3 separate regions of the Mus musculus genome follow, and all the other regions are linked to region 1. The links are chromatin loops, found by intact Hi-C in ENCODE. Cell type or tissue: left cerebral cortex. All regions are shown on one strand.

What was found. Peaks named below come from ENCODE experiments on the same cell type or tissue, not always from the same donor. Only the 100,000 strongest peaks of a DNase experiment are listed, where the experiment ranks them.
Region 2: it touches region 1 in a loop (2.8-fold over the local background); 2 of 42 quality-filtered maps call a loop at or near these places.
Region 3: a loop joins it to region 1, with 6 times the contacts of the local background. A loop is called at or near these places in 2 of 42 quality-filtered maps.

Annotation. Positions count from the first base shown.
Region 1 is chr11:66,422,930-66,430,929 of GRCm38, reverse strand. All of the region lies in intron 2 of Shisa6 (shisa family member 6), which reads left to right. Among named protein-coding and RNA genes, the nearest start is that of Shisa6, 99 kb to the left of the region's middle. In left cerebral cortex, no CTCF peak of the experiment used is centred here; DNase peaks (open chromatin) are centred at 2,121 and 4,593.
Region 2 is chr11:66,517,878-66,525,877 of GRCm38, reverse strand. Shisa6 (shisa family member 6) reads left to right here. Exons shown (of 5, transcript NM_001034874.3): 1 at 1-569. Among named protein-coding and RNA genes, the nearest start is that of Shisa6, 4.2 kb to the left of the region's middle. In left cerebral cortex, no CTCF peak of the experiment used is centred here; DNase peaks (open chromatin) are centred at 11, 343, 1,435 and 3,297; H3K4me3 peaks cover 1,978 bases.
Region 3 is chr11:66,159,846-66,167,845 of GRCm38, reverse strand. It overlaps Dnah9 (dynein, axonemal, heavy chain 9), which reads left to right. Exons shown (of 69, transcript NM_001099633.1): 2 at 7,793-7,989. Gm40027 (a long non-coding RNA gene) reads right to left here. Exons shown (of 4, transcript XR_879948.2): 4 at 7,769-7,807. Among named protein-coding and RNA genes, the nearest start is that of Gm12296, 4.2 kb to the left of the region's middle. In left cerebral cortex, a CTCF peak has its summit at 751; DNase peaks (open chromatin) are centred at 3,641 and 4,999; H3K4me3 peaks cover 215 bases.

The sequences.
Region 1 (8,000 bases):
CATACTCAAGTCTTCTACACAAAGAATGTTAAGACAGGATCCTAGCAAAAATTTGAGTTATGTCTATTCTTACAGAGTGAATCTGGTATAGATGTCTATGAGATTCTTGTTTTAGAAGTTAATTTTGAAGTGTTTTTTTCTTTTTGGGGGGGAGACATTTTTTTAAAAGTCATTTATTTGAAAAAAATTCATGCAATATATTTTGACCACATTCTTTTCCCTCCCCTAACTCTTCCCAAATTCTCCCACTTCCCTACTTTGTGTCTTTTTTCCCCTAAAAAGGAAGAAAAAGAATAATAATAATGAAAAAAAAAAGAAAATAGAAATAGACAAACTGAAAAGGAAAACCATTAACATGGTAAATATCAAAACAACAGTCATGCAGACACAAAAAATATGGAGTCCGTATTGTGCTGGCCAACAACTACTGGGCATAGGGCCTACCCTGATGTGTAGTTAATATTCCCAGTTATACTCCACTGGAGAAAAATGATTTTCTTTTTCTAGGAGGTATTAATTACAAATAGCTTCTTTAGCAATGGGACTTTGTGTCTACTTTTTCTTCTCCAAGCTGGGGATTTTGTCTGGCTTTGGTCTAGGTCATGTATGATCTTTTAACTCTCCTTTTCTGCATAGTCTTGAGAGGAGAGTTTTAATAAATACGTCTCATTGAGAACTGAGTGCTCCAACATTTCTCACTCTCTGCACACTGATTGTGGACCTCTGTTCTAAAAACCATGTACCACGAAAAGAAGCTTTGCTGATGAGGATTAGTGATGCTCTGCTCTATGGGTATAGCAATAGACCACTAGGAGTTATTTTATTGCCATGTTCCTTTAGCAGAGTAATAGTATGTTCTCCCTTACTTACTTCCCTTATAGTAAGGGTCCATAACGCATCTAGGATCAGGTTCTTGACCACATTAGCAGTGTCAGGTATAGGTTCCATCTCATAGAATGGGTCTTAAATCCATCTTAAAAGTGGTTGGCTACTCTCATAACACCCGTGCCACTAGTACACCAGCATATCCTGTGGGTAGAGTTTTGTGGTAGGCCACAGAGTTTGTAGATGTGTGATTACCTTTCTCCTTGACTGGGGTACTAGTGCCTTCTAGAACCATGGACACTAATCTGTGGATGTGAAGCTTTTAGTTAGGCACCAGCTTGATTTCTCCAAGTTTGACGACATAAATAAGTTGTGTCTTCAGCAATATGGTCTTACCAACAGGTTATGAAGAATAACTAATAGTCTTAGCAAAAGCCTGTGTAGGGAGTCTATGTGGCCTCTTTGGCCAATAACTCAATAAGTTGTAACCTATTTATGATACTAAAGATTTTATTTGCTGGCATAAGATGTCTAGATGGGATAATGTCTCCCCTGGTATGTGGTGACTCCATTTATATTTCTTTCATATATGTATACAATTTAGGAAGCTTCTATTGTAGTAGGTTTCCATATGTTTTTTTAAAGGTTCTTTAGTGTTAGTTGTTCCTCTCCATATCCCCTCCTTTATCCTTCCTTCCCATTCCCTCCCCTCATCTAACCCTAGTTTTCCTCTTTATTTCTCTGTAACACTGTACTCTATTTCCCATCCTTAAAAGGTCCCTCCCTCCACACTGGTTCCTTAGTAGTTAACTAATATATGTGGTTATTTATATTGGAACAGAGGTGTCTAATGCTTAAAAGCTAATATTCACATATAAGAAAAAATAGAATACTTGTCTTTTGGGTCTAGGTTACCTCACTCTGGATGACTGATTTAACTCTATCCACTTACTACAAATTTCCTTTCTGTTGAGAGCTGAATAATGTTCCACTGAATAAATCTACAATAGTTTCATTATTTAATCATCATTGGATGGGTATCTAGACGTTTTTGATTTCTGGTCATTATGAATAAAGCAGCAATGGACATCGAGGAGCAAACATTTCTGTAGTAGGACACAACGTCCTTTGAGTATATGCACGAGGGTGGCAGAGCTGGATCTTGTTTTAGATCAATTTCTATCCCCTTTTAAGAACCTCCACACTAATTCCCATAGGGGCTGCAGGAGTTTGCACTCCCACCAGTAACAAGTACGTGTTGCCCTTCCCTACATTGCTGCTAACATGTGCTGTCATCTATTTTATCGTTCTGACTGGGGTAAGATGAAATTTCAAAGTAGTTTTAATTTGCATTTCCCTGATGACTAAGGATGTTGCACATTTTTAAAAAAGAGTTCCTCAACCACTGTGTTTCATCCTTTGAGAACTCTCTATTTAGTACTCTGCCCCATTTTTAAATTGGGTTGTTTCCTTGATGCTCAGGATTTGTTGTTGTTGTTGTTGTTATGGGTTCGTTTTTGTTTGTTTTATTTTTTAGTTCTTTATGTAGTTTAGATACTAACCCTCAATCGAGTTATTGGCAGAGATTTTTTTTTTCTGCATTCTGTAGCTGCTACTTTACTCAACTGAATCTGTCTTTTGGAACACAGAGAAGCTTTCCATTTTCTTCTACATGTAGCCATCCAGTGTGACCAGTACCAGCTCTCTTTATTTCAGTGTGTATTTTGGTCTTCTTTGTAAAAATGAACAGACAAACAAACAGGTGTCCATAGATGTGTATATTTATGTCTAGGTCTATTTACTATGTTGATCAACATGTCTGTTCTTCTGCCAATAACATGCTGCTTCTATTTCTATACCACTGCAGTATGACTTGAAATCTGGGATGATGATACCTCGAGTTTTTTTTTTTTAATTATTATTTAGGATTGTTTTAGCTGTCTTGGAATTTTTCATTTCCATATGAAGTTCAAAATCGTATTCCTAAATTACTGTAAAGAATTGTTGAAATTTTGATGGGTATGGTATTGAATCTGAAGATTGATTTTTGGTACAATGGCCATTTTTACAATATTGGTCCTACTTATCTACACATGTGGGAGATCTTTCCATCTTCTGGTGTCTTTAATTTTCTTCAGTGTCATAAAGTTTTCATTATACAAATCTTTCACTTACTTGGTTAGAGGTATCCCAAGATATTTTATTGTGTGGGATTTTTTTTTTCCTTTGAGGTACTGTGAAAAGTATTGTTTCTCTGATTTCTTTTTCAGTCTTTTGTCATCTGTGTATAGTAACGCTACTAATTTTTGTATGTTAATTTTGTATCCTGCTACTTTGCTGAAGGTGTTTATCTGCTGTACAACTTTCTCAATGTAGTCTTTATGGTCTTTAATATAGAAAATCCCATTATTTGCAAGTAAACCTACTTTAACCACTTTCTTCCTATGTGTATCCACTTGATGTCCTTAGTTGTCTTATTACTCTAGCTCAGACTCAAGTGCTGTGTTGAATAAACATGGAGAGAGTGGACAAGTGGTCTTATTGCTGATTTTAGTGGAAATGCTTTGAGTTTTTCTTTGGATGGTGTTGTCTGTAGGTTTCTGTATATTGCCTTTATTACATTGAACTATGTCCCTGTGTGGTAGAAATTCTTAAGGTTCAAGGGAGAAAAGGAAAGAGAGTTGGGTCAGGGGTTGACAGCAGTGGGTCTCACTTATTATGCTCTGTGGAAAGTGATTACAGATCAGGTGCACCAGCCTTTTTTACTGTATGCCCACAGGAACAAACATTTTATAAATCCTTATCCAAAGTCACAATGGAACATGGAATTCCTTGATCTGTCAATGAGAACAGGGTGAATTCTTCAAAACTAACACTGTTCTAGTTCTAATTTTGCCTGGATTTGAGTAGCTTATCTTAAAATAATTCCCAAACCAGGAAATAATGAGAGATGGCTCCCATCAGGTTCTGCTACCTTTGTGTTAGAAAAGGGGAGCCTGAGACAGAGAGGAAGTATTACTAAGGAACACAATGCTGGGCCTGGCTAAGGTGACACCCTGAACTTGGATACTTTGTGCTCCTATTCTAGGTCTCTTGAGGCTGAGCTTATCAACCCTTCTTGTGTGTGTGTGTGTGTGTGTGTGTGTGTGTGTGTGTGTGTGTGTGTGTAATACATTTTGCTGCCCCCAGTGAGAACATAGCCCCTGATCTACTATCCCAACTGTCACTGAGCTTCATTAAAAAAAAAGAAAAACAACTTAACTTTAGTTTATATATCTGACAAAGAATCCATTTTTCTTATTTTATATTTTCTTTCCTTTTTTCTCCCTCCCCCCCTCCCTCCCTCCCTCCCTCCCTCCCTCCCTCTGTCTCTCTCTCTCTCTCTTTCTTTCTTTCTTTCTTTCTTTCTTTCTTTCTTTCTTTCTTTCTTTCTTTCTTCCTTCCTTTCTTTCTTTCTTTCTTTCACAGAGCCTTACTCTGTAGTCCAGGATGACAAACTCACGGTATTTCCCTTGCTTACGTTTTCAGAATATAGGGCTTACATAAACAAGTACCACCAAACCTCAACTTTCCTATACTTTCGCCACAACCTTAAGTCTGCATCCCAGTTCACAAACTGTCAAGTTTAGAAGAGGGCTATTCCAAATAAGATGACGGAGGGAGTCCTGACACCTGTCTTCCCACTGGTACAGGCATCTCTATTTCTAGGCAGTAACAACGCAAGAACACCCACAGTTCTAAATCTCTGGCCCAAACTCTCTTGGGAATCTTTCCCACCCATCTGCAGCTCTTCTCAGCTTTGGTGTGGGTTTTTGTCCTATCTGAGATTCATGTAAGTGTGTCAGACTGGCACCTGTAGGCTGTCAGAGATGATGCCCATACGCAAGGGGGGGCTTCTTTCCTGTCTGCGACACCGTTCTTTTCCCCTGTAACATCACACCCACAGGGAGAATGATCTGTGAATTTGGCATGAAAGGAAAAAGAAGAAACTCATATTTTCTTGTCCACCTGGCAAATCATTCTTGAATTTCTCCTGGTTGCTGTGCCACGCAAGGCAAGTTGTTGGTTAGGGGCTCTGCCCTAGAGCTCACAGTGAATGAAATGTCCACCTTCCCGATGATGACAAGATTTTCCTGTCCTGAAAGTCTGTTGTGTCTTTGGTTGGTTGGTGAGGAGGATGTGCTGGGGACACACCTGTGCCTCTCCCTAGGGATTGGAGCGTGGTTGATTGTGTCACCTTTTGCTCTACCCTTCCATACTGTGTTTTCACACTTTACCTGGGCGTTTTTCTGTGAACATCTGAAAGACTGAGTTGGAGAACCCAGAACTAAACTCTAGAGATCAGCAATGTATGCACTCTAGGTTGACTTCGAAAGCTCAAAATGATTATGTCAAGTCACTCCCACAACCTCCATTATGGTTGAACATCATCAGTTCAGATGAGAGGATAAAGAACACTCAAGAGAGGATGAAGCTGCCCGAAGGGAAGTGGCCAGTTTGTAGTGCAGCTAGGGCAGGCTCTCCAGTCTCCTGTCTCTTCAATTTCTAGTACCTTCTCTACATTGGTGACTCTCTTCAGCATCTTCATCCTGCCTGCTTGGTCCTCACAGTCAAGCAAACTGATCAGCCTCTGAATTTCTAGTATAATGTGTGTCTCTAGCTTCTTATGCAAAGGCCAAATGTCCCTGGAAATAGAAACATGTCCTCATTCTCACATACCACCCTAGCATGCCAGCCTACCCTTGATCCAGGCTAGGAACCCCCCCAAAGGGAAATGAGAGACTGGGGGGCAAACCAAGACCCAAATGTGGAGCAGAATATCTGGGCTCTGTGCTTTGGTTTCTCAGGCTGAAGGGGCAGCAGGGGACTGGCAGGTGGAACTGCAGGCCAAGCTGCAGAAACAGGACAGTGCCAATACTTTTCTAGGACTGTAACTGATAAACTGGGACATCCACAATATTTCCTAAGCAAACTAGGTTACCCTCCCCGCTGCTGCAGCTACCCGAGGGCATTGGGCAGCTGGGTGACCCAGAAATGGTCATCTTCTTGTCCAGCTCCATCTGGAATTCTAGCCCCCAATTCCCTAGTACTGACAGCTCTAGGTGGAAGGAAGCTTGACAACATCAAATGGAATCAAGTCCATTCTTATTTCAGGAAGCTTATCCCAAACAATAAAGAGGGAGAGGCATAGGCTGTCCTTTTTTAAAAAAAAGGCAGAATTAGGAAGTAAAGTAGCAATAAATCTTCCCCCATCTACTTTGTTTTATAGTCCAGAGAAGCACAGTGATTGTAGAAAAAAGTGTGCCATGTTGAAAAAAAAAAAAAAAAAAGCCTTGAAATCAAGAGACATCAATTTGGGTCACTAAACTTGGAGAAATTACTTCCTCTCTGGGCCTGACTTTCTCAGTGGGACAATGAATGGATTGGCTTAGATGGTCTCTGATTCTCTTTTATGCTCTGAACGCCTAGTTTTATACATGCTGTCTAGTTAGCATTGCTAAAAACAATAAGAAGCACAGTCACTATCTTAGGATGCTCTGTCCCTGTTCCATACCTGAGTGCCTGCCTGGCAACCTTGTGTGTTTCAAGATCCTACCAAATATTGAGCATTCCAGACTCGACAGCAGTGCCTTCTCCTTTTCCCCTGAGCCGTGTGTCCTCTCATGAGTTCACTCTTCCTTCCAGATCTTTGAGTCCTCATATGTGTAGTTTGTGTAAAGGGTAATATTGTGCTTTCTAAACGCCTAGAGAATTAGACAAGAAGGTAGAGACTATAGTCAGAGAATGTTATGGTTAATTACCAACAAAGCCGTTTTATGGTTGGTGGTGGTAGGACTAAGCATATTCACTTGAGACTGACCTGTTGACTTCTGTAGTCTGTCTGTAGATATAGTTTGGCTCCAAAGGGAAAGGTGCCCAGAGTACATTTCAGCTAGTGCCCGTTGGGCATAAGGGACTCCAGGTATTCAAACTTCTGTGCGAAAAAATTGAACAGCACCCTGTTCACCTTGGAGGCTTGCCCTGACTACCCATTGCTAAGAATGCATCAGGAAGGCCTTTCTTCTAGGGCCACCCATTCAGCTCCCAGTGTTCCTGAAGGAGCCTTCTCTGAGAGGCAAACTGTCGTTGTCTTATACCCAGCCCCCATGTCTCTAGCAAGGCAAGAAGATTATAAAGAAATAACCTAGGGCAATGGTGTGTCTGAGTGCATGTGTATGTCTTGTTTTCAACACAAGGTCTTGTTTTGTAGCTCAGCCTGGAATTTTTGATCTTCCAGTCTCAACCTCCTGAATGCTGGAATTACAAATAGCAAATCAGATGTACAAAGACTTCTTGCCATAAAAGCGTCAACCTTATTATTTATCCCCAAATGTTAAATTTATTAGAATCAGTTCCCAATTGTGTCCTGGCCACAGAACTCTGCTCATTTTAGGTTTCTGGATGGAAATAAGTGGTAGCCTGGTGTTGAGATCCACCTAAATCCTCTGTAGAGGCCATGCGACAAGGAACTGTTCACATACATGATTTTGGAGACAGATTTGCTAGCCTTGCCATTATTGGGATGGAATACCAGATATTAATGATTAAATTATTTAGGCTTATTTATTTTATGTATATAAGTATTTTACCTGTATGAATGTTTGTACACCATGTGTATGTCTAGGGCCCATAGAGGTCAGAAGGGCACTTCAGATCTCCTAGAACTGGAGTTACAAACATTTATGAGCAGTCATGTGGGCACTAGGAATTGAAACAGTGTCCTCTGCAAAGGCAGTTATTACTCTGAACCATCCAGCTATGTTTCTATTTCTGACATGAACAGTTCAAAAGGAGGTATTTTAACTCACAGTTTCAAAGGTTTCAGCCATGGGGAAGCAGAACATCATGATACACACACACACACACACACACACACACACACACACACACACACACATATATATATATATAAAATCAAAATAAAAAATATTTATATAAAATCAAAAGCTACCTGGTTCATTCTGGCCAGGAGGCAGAGAAAGATGAAAAGAGGACCTGGGACCACCTTCAAGGGCAGTCCCCACCACCCCTGTGTCCTGCTTCCAGCTAGGTTCCACCTCCCAAATTTCTACTACCTTCCCAAATCCCGCCATCATTTGGTTGGTACCAAACTTTCTTCAGTTTCCAAGTGAAGA
Region 2 (8,000 bases), 95 kb before region 1:
GCCGCCCGCGGCCGCTCCGGGAACCGGACCCTGAACGCGGGAGCCGTCGGAGGTCGGCGTGCTGGGGGCGCCCTGGCCCGAGGCGGCCGCGAACTAAACAGCACCGCCCGAGCGTCCGGCGTCCCGGAGGCGGGCAGCCGGCGGGGACAGTCCGCAGCAGCGGCAGCGGCGGCGGCGGCGGCGGCCAGCGCGACTGTTACTTACGAGACGTGCTGGGGCTACTACGACGTGAGCGGCCAGTACGACAAGGAGTTCGAGTGCAACAACAGCGAGAGCGGCTACCTGTACTGCTGCGGCACCTGCTACTATCGCTTCTGCTGCAAGAAGCGCCACGAGAAGCTGGACCAGCGCCAGTGCACCAACTACCAAAGCCCCGTATGGGTGCAGACGCCCAGCACCAAGGTAGTGTCGCCGGGGCCCGAGAACAAGTACGACCCGGAGAAGGACAAGACCAACTTCACCGTCTACATCACTTGCGGGGTGATCGCCTTCGTCATCGTGGCGGGCGTCTTCGCCAAGGTCTCCTATGACAAGGCCCACCGCCCTCCGCGAGAGATGAACATCCACAGGTGAGAGGCGCTACTGGGTGCCTGCCTTGGGTTCCCAGGCCTCGCGCCCCCCTTAACGGGCCTGGCCCTGTCCTCTTCGCGCGTACTACCTCTCCCCTTCTAAGTCACTTCCACAGTCGCTTCCTTTAGGAGCAGTAGGCTCTCCCGCATTCCGTAGGAAGCAGCTAGGTGTGCTTTTGGTTTTAGAAAGAATGGCAACACAAAGTACCAGTCTACGGAGTTCCTGATGTTCAAGGATAAGAATCTCACCAATAATCCCCAGGCTGTATTTCATGGTTCGTGGACACTTTACTATGGGCTGTACCATGCTTAGGTTTTTTGTTTTGTTTTTTTGTTTTTGAATTTATTTTAAAAACTGGCGTGCCACTTTAATATAAAGAGCAGAGCAGTGTGGGCACCTCACTGAAAAGAACAGCAAGCGGGTTAGTGTGAGCTGGGGGTGTTCCCAGGTGTTAAGTGCAGGATGGTATGGAAAGGGCAATTGCCTCTGCCTGGAAGAATGTTCCCCATTGCGTGTTGACAGAGCACAGAGGGTAGGTCTCCCAGTGGGGTGCTTGTCTTTCCTGATGAGACTGGAGGACTTCTCCCAAGGCAGACCTCCCTGAGTTCATGCTTCTGTAATGTTCAGGCCATCTTGTACTGCACACATGGTAAAGACAGTGTCTACTGTCCCCTTCCAAAATGTGTAACAGGAGTTGAAAACCTGATAGTCACAGTCCCACTCTGATTTCCTCCCACCCGTGTCTCTGGCTCCCCAGGGAGATCATTGGAAAGTCAAAGCCAAAGGGACAACAGGAGCCCAGCCTCTCCTTTCGGAACTGCACAGGCAGAGGATGCGAAATCAGCTGTGCTTCCAGCGTCCCCATGAAGATGAATGGTTGGATGTGGTTCCAATGAAAAGCCCTGCCCCAGGAAACACTTCCATTTCTGGCACACAGAGTGGGCACTGCCCTAGTTCCCAGGCCCAGCCCCCAGCCCACTGCTTGTGAGTTGACCCACCAAGGCTGGCCTGGTCCCTCCACCTTTTAGCTCATATCTGCACATTGCTTATTATCTCCGTGGCTTAAACCTCCTCCTGTCACTGCTCTGAACATTAATCACCCCTACCTTGCTGAAAAGAGGAAGGCAGGCAGAAATTTCTAGGCATGCTGGAAGAGCTGATTCTGCCTGCCTCTCCCACCCTGATCTGGTGGGTGTTGAGAGGAGATGTCAAGGACTAGACTTGGATGCACTCTAGAGGGAACATCCCTTCTTAACCCTTCATTACCTGACCTTGCCACCACAGTCTTCCTGTAGCTATTCCCAGCATGGGCTTACTCAGCATCCCTTTGAACTGGACTAGGCTTGTGAGCAACAGTCTGTGGTCTCCATGCCTTGCTATGTAGAAGATGGGCACTGTGAACAAACTAAGAGCAAGACACCACTTTTTAGGAGTTTGTTTGGTCTGGCAGTGAATTCTCGCTTGGCTCAGTTTGCAAAGCAAAGAATGGCTTAGAGGCAGGTGCCTTTCTGAAACAGATGTGCATTGTTTCTCGTGTGTTACCTCTGACCCAGGACTCGGGGACTCATCTCCTCTTTCCTGTCTCGACTCAGTAAGCCCACGTTGGCTCTCACCACTTTCTAGTTGATTCTCACGAACATCTCTTGGGGTTTCTCCCTGCCTCCTCCACTCCTCCCCTTCTCCTCCCCCATCCCCGCACTCTCCCTCCCCCTTTCTTCCTTATTCAGTTTGTTCATGACAGCCTACGTTGATAAGGTTGTAGTCTCAGAGATTAAAGTCTGAGATTGAATCCCTGTGAAAACTGGACATTGCCATGTGGTTTTGAAGAGGTTCTTGATGTTCCTCTCTTCTTCCCCACATAGTGTCTCTGTCCCACATGGAGGGGGCAGTTTCTAGGGTTGGGAGAAGGAGAGAGTGAACCCTGGGGGAAAGAGCTGAATTTCAGGCCTCAGATCATTATGGAAATAGGCAATGTTTCTCCCTCAAATTCACCCCCTGATTTCATTCAGTTCACAGCACCTCTCCAGCAGCTGCAGCCTCGCCTGGTGGGTGCTACGGAAACCATCACTCTGGTACTGGGTGTGTAGGGGACAATACTTATCAGTGTTTGTGAGCAGGTGGGGGCTGGGGATAGGAGGACACCAGGAGTGACCTTGAGTAGGTTAGGGAACTTCGTTTTTTAGTTCTGGCAAGACAGCATATCACCCGGACGTCTTCCTTCCAAGTGTGTCAGGATGCGTGCCCACATCGCTCTCACATGCTCCTCTGGGCAGGAGCGGGAGGGGGCTCATCTTCTTCTGCTTAGACCTCAGAAGTCACTGCTTACCCCACCCAGGTGGGGTTGGGGGCTGTGTAGTCTGTGTTGTTAGAGAGGCAAGGTTGTAGGAGATATGTATTCACAGTAATGAGTTTTTCCTAGGGAAAGTGGGGAGAAACAAGAATGGTCATGGTCAGAGGTCAGGTAGGGAGATAGGATGTGCTTCAGTTTCCTGCTCTTTTGAAGTAGTGCAGCCGAGATGTGATGTGTCTTTACTGCAAGGGAGAGCAGAGCTGCTGCAGTGTGTGAGCCTCCCTGATGATAGACAGACTTGGGCCCTTCCTGCCCTGGGGCAAGTGGTCCTGTGTCTGAGGGAGTTTCAGTGAGGAAAGCCTCACTGCAAAGGGATATTGTGGGAGTTTGAGAAAAGATGGAAGAGAGATAGGCCATCTGCTCTGCCTTGGTGCTCGCAGGCTGGGCAGCCCTCTGCTTGCCATACGCATGTGTATTCCTCATGGCTCTTGCATCTCTCCCTCCCTTGCAGGGAAGAACAGATTTTGCTTTTTTTCAAGAAGTGATTAGCCCTCCCTAGCGTGTTTCTGAGTGAGAAGTCAGTGTCTGGAGTAGAGATAGCCAGCTCTCTGGGGAATTCTAGCAGCGAGCACACCCATATCCAGCTGGTTGGGCTCCGGGGAGGAGAAGGCGATGTTAGAGCTGGATGAGGGTGTCCCACCTTCCAGGCTGGAACCCCAGTTCTATTAGAAGGTATATTCTTTTCTTATTTCTGCTTTAGAACGTCTCCGGTTAAGGCCGGAACCACAGGCATCCCCCGATTGTCATAGTTTCCTGAGTGTCCCTGAGGTTGTTACCTGGGCTGTTTGCTCAGAGAATGATGACCATGTGCTCCAGGAGTATGGGCTCTGTCCAGCATCCAGCCTAGGAGGCTGGCCCCCTTTGACATTCTATTCTGCCCTTAGCTGTCTCACATCCAACATATCCAAACCTATTCTTCCTCCTCACCATGAGCTGATTCATCAATGTCTTGGAGATGGGAATCTGCTCTAAGGAGGAGCCGTGTGGCTCCCTTTTTAAGTGGCTAAATAACAGATGGGTTAGGGAGGTATTAAGATGCTTAGACACAGTTGGCAAAGTCAGAGGTACCTGTACAGGGCTGTGGGTATGATGGAAGGTGGGCAGGGGAGATGGGAGGATGCTCAGAGAAGCAGAGCCTGGGTATCAGGAGAAGAGGAGGGTATTAAGAGGTAACTCATCTACAGAGTCCATCTTCAAATTAACTTTCTGATTTTTAGAGTAGGCCAGGGAAAACTTTCCTTTGCCTTTGCTCTGTCTGGAAGTCAATTACAAGCCAGGAGAGCCCTGCTTTCTGTTTCAGGTCAACACTGCTGTAACAGGACCACTCCAGAGCTGAGCAAGTGAAGAACTCTTTCTGAATACCAGGAGACAAACTGTCAAATCCTCTCAAATACTCCAGTTTTTTTTTTTTTTTTCAAAGATTTATTTATTTATTATATGTAAGTACACTGCAGCTGTCTTCAGACACTCCAGAAGAGGGCGTCAGATCTTGTCACGGATGGTTGTGAGCCACCATGTGGTTGCTGGGACCTGAACTCCGGACCTTCGGAAGAGCAGTCGGGTGCTCCTACCCACTGAGCCATCTCACCAGCCCCTAAATACTCCAGTTTTTGAAGTGAGCTCTCCATAATGAATTGATCTAAACAGAGCCAACTTGTTTTTTTGTTTTTGTTTTTTTTTCCTCCAAATTCAGAAAGTTGAAAGGAAAGGGGGAAAAACAAATCTTGCCTTGGACTGGAATTCTTTATCCTTTTTTATGTTTCCCTTTCCCTGTGAGTTTAAAAAAAAAAAGTGCACATAGGGAAAGCTAGGAAATTACAGAAGTTTTATGAAGGAAGATTAGGGCCAGGACCCCAGGAAGGCAGAAAGAAGATAACAAAACTAAGAAAGAGAGAAAGAGATTGGACAAAAAGTTATCACAGGAGGGGTGGAGTCACACTATAGATCCTCCCGCAGGCGTGGTTTTGTTATGGTTCTTGGAAATATGTGGACACCAGGCGAGTGAGCCTGCTCGCCTTAGGAGGGCAAGCAATGGTTCAAACTCCTAAGCACACACCCTTGACACTCAGGCTAACAGGTTCCCTTCTTGCTTTTAGCAGCACAGCCATGCAAACACTCCTCAACAATCGTCGTGCTGCTCACTGTCTTCATGGTTCTTTTCTGCACTGCCCCCAAGCTCAGAAAACTTGCACATCTGCCCCACCCTGCCCCGTTTCAGAGTACACTCACCTCAGAGAGTCTGCTGCTAAGAAACCCAGAGCTTTCCCATAGTTCTAGTCTCCTAAGGCACCTGTAGAAGACGAAATGAAATTCACTGTTTTCAGCTGACTTGAAGGAGAGATTGCGTGGACTGGGTTGTTGTTGGTTTAGATCAACTGCGCAGAAAGCCACAGTTTAAGATATCTGAAATGTGCAGTGATTGAAAGCCATCAATGATCCCAGGCAGACAGACATGCCTACATATCTGGAATAAAAAGACAGTGTTACCTAAAAGAACGTTCCCTATCTAGTTCCATTGGCTGATTTTTTTTTTTCTCTCAAGGGCCTGGAAAGCTGTTATTTAGGTCTTAGTCTTTATAGCCCGAGAGCCTCTATCTACTGCATGTTGGAGTTAGCTCTCTGCTCCTGTCTCTGACAGTTGCCAGCTTCCTTCTTTCCTATGTCCATCCTGTCTACTCAAATTTCTAAATAGCCTGTGTCTGAAATCGTCAGACTCAAGTGACGCTTTGCCTTACAGTTTTGTCACGTTCCTTGGCAATGTATGTTTTGTGAAATTACAAAATCATGGTTTGCCGCTATGGCTGCGTAAGAGGTCTCAGAGGTGGGGAGGGATTCACAGGGGTATACACAACGGCTACCTTCCTCGCAGATATACCTTCTCTGGTGAGTCTGTCCCTCTTCACTTTACTTTGAGAAGCTCAAGTTTATTATTTTTCCCTGACTTACATTCATGACCTCCTATTTGTGTTGTTCTTGTTGGCAGGTATTTAGAAGGGGAAGAAGGCTGGGCATGGAGAGTTTACCATCAAACCCTCACAGGGTCCAAGGCCCATGACCTTGAGCCTCTAGTAGGTTTATTGTAAAAGCAGTCAAGGCAGATTGTTAACTGTATTTTTAAATTTAATTTAATTTAATTTGAAATTTTTCTGCAAGTGAAATCAAAGTCTTAGGAAAAGGCAGACTAACAGGTTCTATTATTTTTCCACTAGGTACAGAATCATGGGCTTATTCCTACAGGCAATTTAACTCTGTAATTTTATAAGTGAGCCACTTGAAATCAACAGAGCATAGGTCACAATGACACATGTCCCAGCTGCTAGTTGAGTTAGCTTTGGCTGAAAGCCCCGGTGTCCGGACCCTAGGTCCAGGCTCAGTCTCCTTCTCCTCTTTATCAGAGCATTGCTTTAGGCTTGGTTCTTAGTCGTCAGCAAATAACTTTTAGATAGCTGGAGATATGACAGGGTCCCCCCCTCCCCCACACACACTCCCTTCCCTCTGTCCTAGCTCTTGAGTCTTGCTGGCTGGCCTCTGTATTTCCATCCACCAACAGGATTTCTCGCGACCATCCCCGACCGGTCTTTTTATACAGTTTCTCCGCGTTCTTTTCTAAAGGGCAATAACCTGATCTAAGCATAATCCTTTAATAAGCTGTGAGTAATGCAGACTGTTGAAGAAGGGAAATACAGCATATGCCAAAGGAGGGTGGACCAGGGCAAGGAAACACTGAATAACAGTGTGGGTACAAGTTTGAAATAAAAAATGTGGCTCTGGATGCTTCAGCTCTCACCTGGAGGTGGGGAACGTTGCTGAGATTCATCATGTCAGTGAAGATCCTCAGGGTGTGTGTGTGGGCACATGCACGTGTGCCCACACACACATGCACATGCCTGTCTGTCTGTCTGTCTGTCTGCCTGTCCAGAATTACCCTCTAGGTATGTGTAAGATCACCCTTTGAGACACAAGAACACAGTTCCCTGCCCTGGATCAAGAAACCATCAGCCAACAGAGCTGGAAGTTTGGGCCCATCATTATATGAGATGAATCTGTATGGCATGATGCTTGGGGACTTTACGTTTGATATGCCAGATCCTCCCTTTGAAAGAAGTGGAGTGTCTGTGTACATTGAATTCTCTTTCCAAGCAGTCTCCTTGAGAGACCCCGTGCTGTTTCTTCTTCTGCAAATGGCTCCCTAGTACCTCTCTTGGAAATCCTTTGAGACTCTATGTCCCGTCACATTGACTTTTCAGAACCACAACATATTTTCACCCTCCCAGGGAGATCTGGTTCGTTTAAGCTGTAATAAGTCATGGGTCAGGTTGACGAATGGACCAGGTGATGGGAAACCACAGTGCCTTCACTAACAAGAGCTGCTAGGAGGAGCGTTTCTATGAGCTGGAAAGGTAGGAAGGACCAGAGGAGAAAGAGCCCCTCACCTGCCATGACCATGTGGGACTGGGCTGCTCCTCACGTGGGCAGAGAAGTGCCTCTTAGGCTAGACCAGTTTCAAGTGACAGCCGTGTGCTGGGCAAGCTGTGGGACAGTTGGGAAAGAAGACAAAAGGAAGGAGTTGAATATGCATCAAACATTTCAGATAACTGCTCAGAAAGGGTGGAAAAAAAGAATGTCCCACATTTCTGCATAAAATAGTAGACAGATCGCTCAATTTAGCTTCCTGCTTTGATACTGAGGGTAAAGGGACCCAGTTTCTTTGGGATGCATGCGGAGAGGAAACCTGGGATCAGAGCCCCTGTTCACCGCCCTCTGCTCGCTGTCACAGGGCCACTGCCTCTGCAGTTCTGTATTCAGATAGGGTTACCACTTGGGTCAGACAGCACAGGTATTAGCAGATCCCTGAAGATGAGGCTGCCACAGCATTTCTAGGAGATTCATAGAAACCATTCCTCATGGCTGCCTTCTTCCCATGCCCCCCCCCATAAATATTTATGGGATAGGATTAGTTGGTGCCAGAGTGGGCTGACTGAATGAAGAAAAAGGGGCAGGGGGGCACCCACTCTTGTCTATGAAGTTGGGGACAGTCGTGACTGGGCTGTTGGAGATAAGTAATTCCTCCCCATTTCAG
Region 3 (8,000 bases), 260 kb after region 1:
TGGAAGGGCAGGGCTGCCAGTAAACCAAGACCCTGGTTGGTGATCTGCTGGGTGCCAGCTGGGGACAAGTCTGGGTGAAAGCCAGGCCACAATATGAACCAGCTTTGGGTCAGGGGGTTGGTTCAAGAGGAAGTCATAGTGTGAAGAATGCCTGAGTCCTGGCAGCTTTGTAAGTCATCACGCAAGGGCCAAGGACAAGAAAGTGGTGAATTTTGAGTTAAAGTTTGTCTGCTGGATGGGAAGGAGCTGCACTGCTTTAAATAGTATCTACCTTTGCAAAGAAGTTTAGAAGGAGGCGATTTGGTTTTGATTTTAATGTCCTTCATTTACCATGCAAACATTTATGGAACTGCCTTGGGCTGGCAGCAGTTGGGTATCTTTTGGTCAGCAGGCATTGGGAAGAATCTGTCCCACCTCTGGGAAAAGAGATACAGGTGGAGCCTCTGGGCCTTCAGAGCTCAGAGGATTTTCGCAATGGTAGTTAGATGAGAATCTTGAACCCATTAGACCTTCCCAAAGGAAGAAAGCTTTCCTGGTAGTTGAGTTGAGCACATGTGCTTCTAGAGGCTGGCCCTCTCTAGGTCTAGCCAGTTGTGAAAGGAGTGTGTGCAGATACTAGCTGTGTGGCGTTCTGTATGCTTAGTGCCCTGGAAACGGCACAGAAATGGAAAATAAATTCCCATCCATGAGATGCTTCCCAAACACACTCATCAGATCATGCGTTCAACGTATTTGAAACTGAAGACAGTGAGGGTGAACACTTCTCTAAAACTTTGGCCCTAGTGGTAAAGCCAGGACATGACTCTTCCTTGCTACATCTAATGTTAGCTCCCTAGTTGCTGTGAAAGGGGAAATCCCGAGGAGGAATAGGATGGATGGGCAAGCATTCAGAGTCTGGGGAAGCTAGGCTAGCATTAAGTGCTTTAATGGTTTTAAATTGAATAGTCTTATTACTGTGTTATGTTTGAATACCACCTGTACAGAAGTCCATCTGTAGGTCATGTCCCTGGTAAAGGATGATAGGAAATTGTCCTTGGCTTCAGAGGAAAGACAGATCCATGTAGTCTCAGGGGCTGCGGTAATCTTAGTGTTACATTGAGTTCTGATAAGGGAGAGGCAGTTAAGGGTACATAATGTTCTTGCAAAAGACCCATATCAGGAAGCTCACAACCACCTGTAGCTCCAGATCTGGGGGATTTGATGCCCTCTTCTAAACTCTATGACTATCTGAAGTCATATGTACATATACACTTATATAGGCACACATGGATATGTAGCCTTAAAAAATAAAATAAAATAAAAATAAAATAAAATGATTTTTTTAAAGGCTTAGAGACAGACACAAACTAGTCTGTGAAGAGGGTTGAGCACAACTCAGGACTACATAATCAAGGAAATCCAGCCCAGAAATCAACAGTAACTTTAGGAGCTGGAGAAATGACTTCCAGCTTATGAAACCACACTTCCATGGGAGCAGAGTTTGGTTCACAATACTCAAGTCAGGAAGTTCACAGCAGCCTCCAACTCCAGCTCTAGGAGATCTGACACCTTCTGTGTCCCATGGAAACCTACACACATGTGGCATACATGCACATAGACCATACATATATACATAAAATAGACAGTTTAAGAGATTTTCTCTTTCTCTCTCTCTCTCTCTCTCTCTCTCTCTCTCTCTCTCTCTCTCTCTCTCTCTCTTTCTTTTTTTCTTTTTTCTTTATCTATGTTTTGAGATAGATAATGTAGCCTCATGTAGCCCAGGCCAGGGTCTGACTTGCTATGTAGTAAGGATGACCTTTAACCCCCAATCCTCTCACCTCCACCTCCCAAGAGATGAGAGTACAGGTATGTAGCACAAAAATCCATGGGTTTTGTTTTTTGTTTTTTGTTTTTGTTTGTTTATTTGTTTGTTTTTGTTTTTGTAATTTAGATTGAAGACAAAAGGATACAGTTAAGGAGTAAATGAATGAATGATGTGGCACTTAAACAGTGAAATACTGATAGAGAATACTCTTTAAAAGTATTATTTTTATTTTTTAAAAAAGCAACAACATAAAATCCTTCCACCCAGGAGTTCCTAACCACACAATACAATGCTGTCAGGCATAAACACCAAGTATGATACATCTTCAGACCTCCATTACCCAACATGATTGAAAGTACACTCACCCAAAACACCCATGTCCCTGTCCTCACACTCCCCAAACAGCATTCTCCAAATTGTCTTCCTGAATGTGACTCTTTTAGTCTACAGGTACCTGTGTGAATGGAGTCACCTAGCAGCTGTCTCTTTGTGACTTTCGATGTTTCTCTTGACTTAACACTTAATTATTTCAACAATCAAAAGGTGCTCCGGTCACATGGCCTCTGGGTTCTTTGAGTCTTTCTCCTCCTGTCCCCACCACTTTGTGATGGGTGCACCCCCATCTCTCTGACCAGTGCTTCTGCTTTTTCAACTTCCTGAACCACCCCCCCATCCCCACACCCCATATCCTGAAATCACTCTCTGCATGTGACTGGGACCTCAATCTATTGTCTTTACAATGTTCCTCTGCCACAACAGTGCATTTGTCCCTTGCCCAGCTTAAGAGGCAGCACCATCCTTATCATTAACTAGGTCATTTCACTTAGCCAATGAGGATCCACTGGGTAATTTATTTAGCCAATTAGGATCCACTAGGTCCTTTCACTTAACAATGCCCTCGTGGTTCTTCCTATTGTGGAATACAACAGATCTTTTGTTTGTTTGATGTCAAATATATTATACTGTATAACACATTTTCCCAATTATCTCCATCATATTGGCCTGTGGGCATATGTATGGGGTATTTTCTTGATTGCTGGTTGATGTGGGAGGGTCCAGTTCACTGTGGGTGATGCAATCCCCGGGAAAGTGGTCCTGGATTATATTAAGAAAGGCTGAGCACACCGTAAAGAACAAGCAAGGAAGCAGAACTTCTCCCTAGCCTTTGCTTTAATTTCTGCTCCCAGGTTATTCCTTGAGTTATTGAGGGTCTCAGTAAAGGACTGTGACTAGGAAGTATGAGGTAATATAAACCTTTTCCTTCCCCAAGTTGCTTTGGATTGTGTTATTTATTACAGCAATGGAAAGCGAACTAAGGCAAATATTTATTCTAGTTATTTTCTATTGTAAATAATGTGGTAATATGGTTTTTTTAAGTGCAGAATTTGTAGATAATATGTAGTCATTTGTGTTAGAAAGAGAAATGAAGAATTGGAGAGATAGCTCAGGGGTTAAGAGCATTGGCTGCTCTTCCAGAGGACCTGGGTTTGATTCTCAGCACCCACATGACTGCTCACAGTCATCTGTAACCTTAGTTCCAAGGGATCCACCACCGTCTTCTGGCCTCTGTGGGCATTACATACACACAATGCATAGACATATGTAGGCAATGTAATCATACACTTTAAATAAAAAAAAAAAGAAAAGAAAACCAACAAATTTAAAGAGAATGGAAAACTGGAGATGGCTGCTTGAAATGAAAGTACACGAAAGACTGAGATAAGAGGATTATTATGAGTTTGGGAACAGCCAGGACTATAGTGTGAGTCCCAGAATATCTTGAGCTACATAAAAGATTCTGTACAGAGAAAGGTGTGAAGGGAAAAAGAGAGGAGGAAGAGAGCAGGGGGAACAGGGAAACACTAATCTATATTTGGGGAACTGAATGATTGAGGAACAGGGTGGGTAGATGATTCATGGTACTTGTACTATGTAAATGTTTATCTATTTAAATCTTAAATGAAATAATTTTAAAATACCTCGGGTCCATTACTCACAAAGGCTTTTTCTCAAAGCCTGTACCAGGAATCCTTAAGACTTCCCATCGACTTCTGTCCTGAACCCCAGAGCTAATTCCACATCCCTATAAAAGCTGGCCTCTTGGCCTGTGTTCTCCTTCCTTCTTAGTAACTTACTTAGCTTCTGACCTCCTCCCCCACTCTCCCCCATCACTGCACACCACTTAAGCCAGAAAGTGGTCTTCTGCTCTATGTGTAGATGGATGCACCTCATGTAAACCTGCTGTAAACCATGCTGCTTTCTGCCTGGGCCTTACCTATACTTCACCCTCAGCACTCCTACCTGTGAGAGTGTGTGCATGAACAGGGAAGAGGGCATTGGTAAGAGGAAAAAGCTATGATCATAGCATCTTCTCTGTCCCACTGTGCTAGTTCAGGGTGAAATAAGGGAGAAATGTTTGGAGGGGGCATTATCAGGATTCCCTTCTTTAATGTGAAAATGGGCTGGTTAAGGCCTCCCAACACAGTTTTTCTTTAGGGCTCCTTTCCACATTGAAAGATGGATGCAGAACTCATCTGCAACAATGGGGGTGAGGTCCAGCCTTTGTCCCAACTTTTCACAGAAGAGAAAGCATCTCTTTCACACTCATCTGGAGCTTTAAAAGGTGTATAAGGTATAATCTTTGGAGTATAAGATATACTCACCTTAGATCCAGAGGGAGCTTTAGAACAAAATACTTTAGAGAAGAGAGAAATTTCAAGGGAAAAAGGACCTAGTGGCCATTTCAGCTCCTGAATCAAGCTGCTCTTGAAGTTTCAGGGCTGTTTTAAACAAAGCTCTATTACTAACAAGTTGCAAAGCACAGCTTTCAAGGAGAGACTTTCTATTACAGTACAACTAATATAATGCAAGGAAATACCAGACAGACAGGGGTGTGTTTGTCTGGTAATAGGTCCAAGAAGTCATAGGGAAAAAATTATTCAGAGCTAATGAATAAGCCTCAGTGGCTGCAGAATAGATAGTTCTGGCCTGGTCTTTCTGGAAATAGGTAGTGAGCAGAGATAATCATTAAATAGAGAGCTCAAGAAAAACCAACAAAAAAGGATCACACACTAAGTCAGTCACATTTATATTGGAATCAGGGTAGAAAGCTGAACAAGAAAAGGACTTTTCTAGGATCTCAAAGGCAGAGACTGAATCTCAATTGATCCTTAAGTACTCACATTCTTCCCTAAGATCTGGCATCTTGGCACATCCCTTAGAGATTGGCAAGTGTATACTAACAGAAAAAAAGGTTGTGGGAGGTTTGAGTGGAATTCAGTAGGGACTTGTGATATTGTGGTATATAGTAATGGGGTTTCTATCCCACCTTAGATCAAATAGTTTCCAAATAAAAGACACAGAAACTTTATAATTTTTATAAGCCTTCAAGCACTAGAACTGGGCAGATATCAACCCTCTATATTATTTTGTCTAAGTTCCTGTCAATAAACTCAAGATATAACTTGCCATGTTCTGCCTGGGCTGCTCCCACTCCAACTGGTTGGCCCTCATGGCCATGTTCTTACAACCCACCTACCCCACTACATCTTCCTCTTTCTTCTCCTCTCGTCCTCTCATGGCCTCTGCCTCAGACTCCAAGCCCAGGAACTGAAGCTCTGCCTACCAGCTACTCTTCTCTTCTGCCCAGCTACTGGCTGTAGGCATCTTTATTCAATCAGTCATTTTAAATTTAAGAGCAAGGTTACATAGCATCACTTGGTGTATGGGGAGGATCTCCTTGTCTCTTGGGACAACCAGACCTTAGAGGCCAGTATTTAGCATTACAATACATAGCAACCTACCAAACCTCAACATTGAGGTATAGAAAAACAATGGCTAAAGTTTTTAAGAAAAGAAAGTCTTTACTTTTTGTCTTTTGTGATGATTTCGGTCCACACATATTTGCCCTGATGACGATGGAGGGATTGGTGGGGGAGGAGTGGTGGAGAGAGCAAAATCTGACCCCCAACACAGCAGATGACATGGAAAGTGTTTGACATGTTTTGCTGTGTGAGGAGCAGATCAGTCTGCCACACAGGACCACATGGAGCTGACTTTGGGAACAGAGTGAACTGGGAACTGTGGGAGGTGTACTTTATAGTATCAAAATGGTGGCCCTGGTTCATGTGTGAGTATGTGATTGACTTGTGTGAATAATCCCAGGGGTTAGCAGGGTATCGAAGCCGTCCAGTAGAGGCTAAGCTGTTAGTGTATCTGATTTCTCTTAGTGAGGACTGTTGGTTTGTGGGATATTTTCCAAGAGGGAGATGAGAAGAAAATGGGAGAAAGACTGTTGGGGACTTTCCTGACTTCCCCAAAGATCAAGGCAATATGTAAGGTCTTCAGCCACCTGAAAAAATGATATATATGGGGCTCCAAAATGCTTCCTCACCACTCTCCCCTCTCCCTCCCCCTCCTTTCTCCCTTTCTTCTTCCTCTAATTATATTTTCTTTCTAAGTCTTTCTTTGTTTTTGTTTTTTCATTCTTCTTTAGTTTTTCATTATGGATAGTTCTAAATTTATATAACCTGCTATTAGCATATATTCCATTACCTTCTCTTGTTCTTCTTTTACACCTGATGACCACTTCTTCCTAACCAGTTGCCCCACCCCCGTGCGTGTGTTTGTGTGTATCTGTGTGTCTGTGTGTATGTCTATGTGCCTGTCTTGTTCAAATGATCATAGCTCCTGTGTGTTCATGATTGCCAGAACCATACCACACCCAGAAGACAACATTTTATAGCTCTCTGCCTCATCCTATGATGTTCACAGTCCTGCTTTCCCCTCATCTATAGGATCCCCCAGGCCTTGGTTTGAGTGATAGAGATGTTCCATATAGACCTGAGTATTCATCAATCTCTTATTCTGAGTACTTTGACAGGTTATGATTTTCTAATTTAACCACTGTCCATTGCCAACAGGCTTTTCTGACTCAGGCCTATTGCTATAGCAGCCTGCAAGTGTTTAGAAGGTGTTGTAGTTATTTTTCTGCTCCAGTGAAGTGATACCATGAACAAGGCAACTGATAGATGTAAGAGCTTATGGGGGCCCATAGTCCCAGATAGGTAGTCTGTGACCATCCTGGTGGAGAGTACAGCAGCAGGTAGGCATGGCACTAGAGCAGCAGCCAAGAGCTTACATCATCTGCAGGCAGGTGGAAGAAATAGGACACTATAATAGGAATGGTACAAGTCTTGGAAACCTAAGGGCTCACCTTGAGTGACAAACCTCCTCTAACAAGGCCACACCTCCCAATCCTTCTCAAACAGTTCCACCAGTGGGGTCAAAGAACTCAAACATGAGTCTATGGGCGACATTCTCCTTCAGACCCCCACTATACAAGGCAACTTAACAACATGCCCATTTATCAGAACACTACTAGTAGATTCTCCCATAGGGCCAACAACCTCAGCAACCATGGGCATTTCACCAGGTTTACAATTCCAATGCATTCCCACCTATGGAGGGGGCCTCAGCTTCAGTGAAGAAGCAGTTGGTTATACCCACAACAGTCATGTCACTGTTCCATCAATGGGTGTATTTTGTCTGGCAAGTCAGTATTGTAATACACAGTGTCTACTTCTGGGTTAAATTACTGATAACTTTTCTTCCCCAACAGTTTGCCTAGTACTTTCCAATACTATCTAGTTCAATTCTCATTTGATTTCCCTATGTCCTGTATTCAATGTGTGTGTTGTCTTCAGCAATAGGATCTTACTGCCTAGTTCTAGTGAGCAGTCAAAAGCAGGATGCATTGTTTTGAGAGCCTTTGGAGGCTCTTTCCCCAGTAGATCATAGGGAAGTATCCGGTGTACTAGAATTTGGAGGCTAAATAACCCATGACTTCTGAAAACAGCATTATCTACCCATGCAATGTAATTCCATTTGAGTTCTTTTCTTCTTCCTATTGAGACAAAGTCTCACTATGTAGCACAGGCTGGCTTGAATTTGCAATCCTCTTGCTTTCTTGGTCTCTCTCTCTTTCAGGTCATTATTCCTGTCCTGGCAAATGAAAAGAACCATTTAGAATGGCCCCACATGGTATGTCAAGACATCAGACATCATGCCCACACCCTGAAGTCTGACCTCCTAGTGATCTTTGAGCACATGAAGGGGAGAACCTTGCTGCCTCTTCCAGTTGGCTCAGAAAAACTGGAGTTTGTGGATGGCCACAGTGAGCCAGTGTAAGTACCAC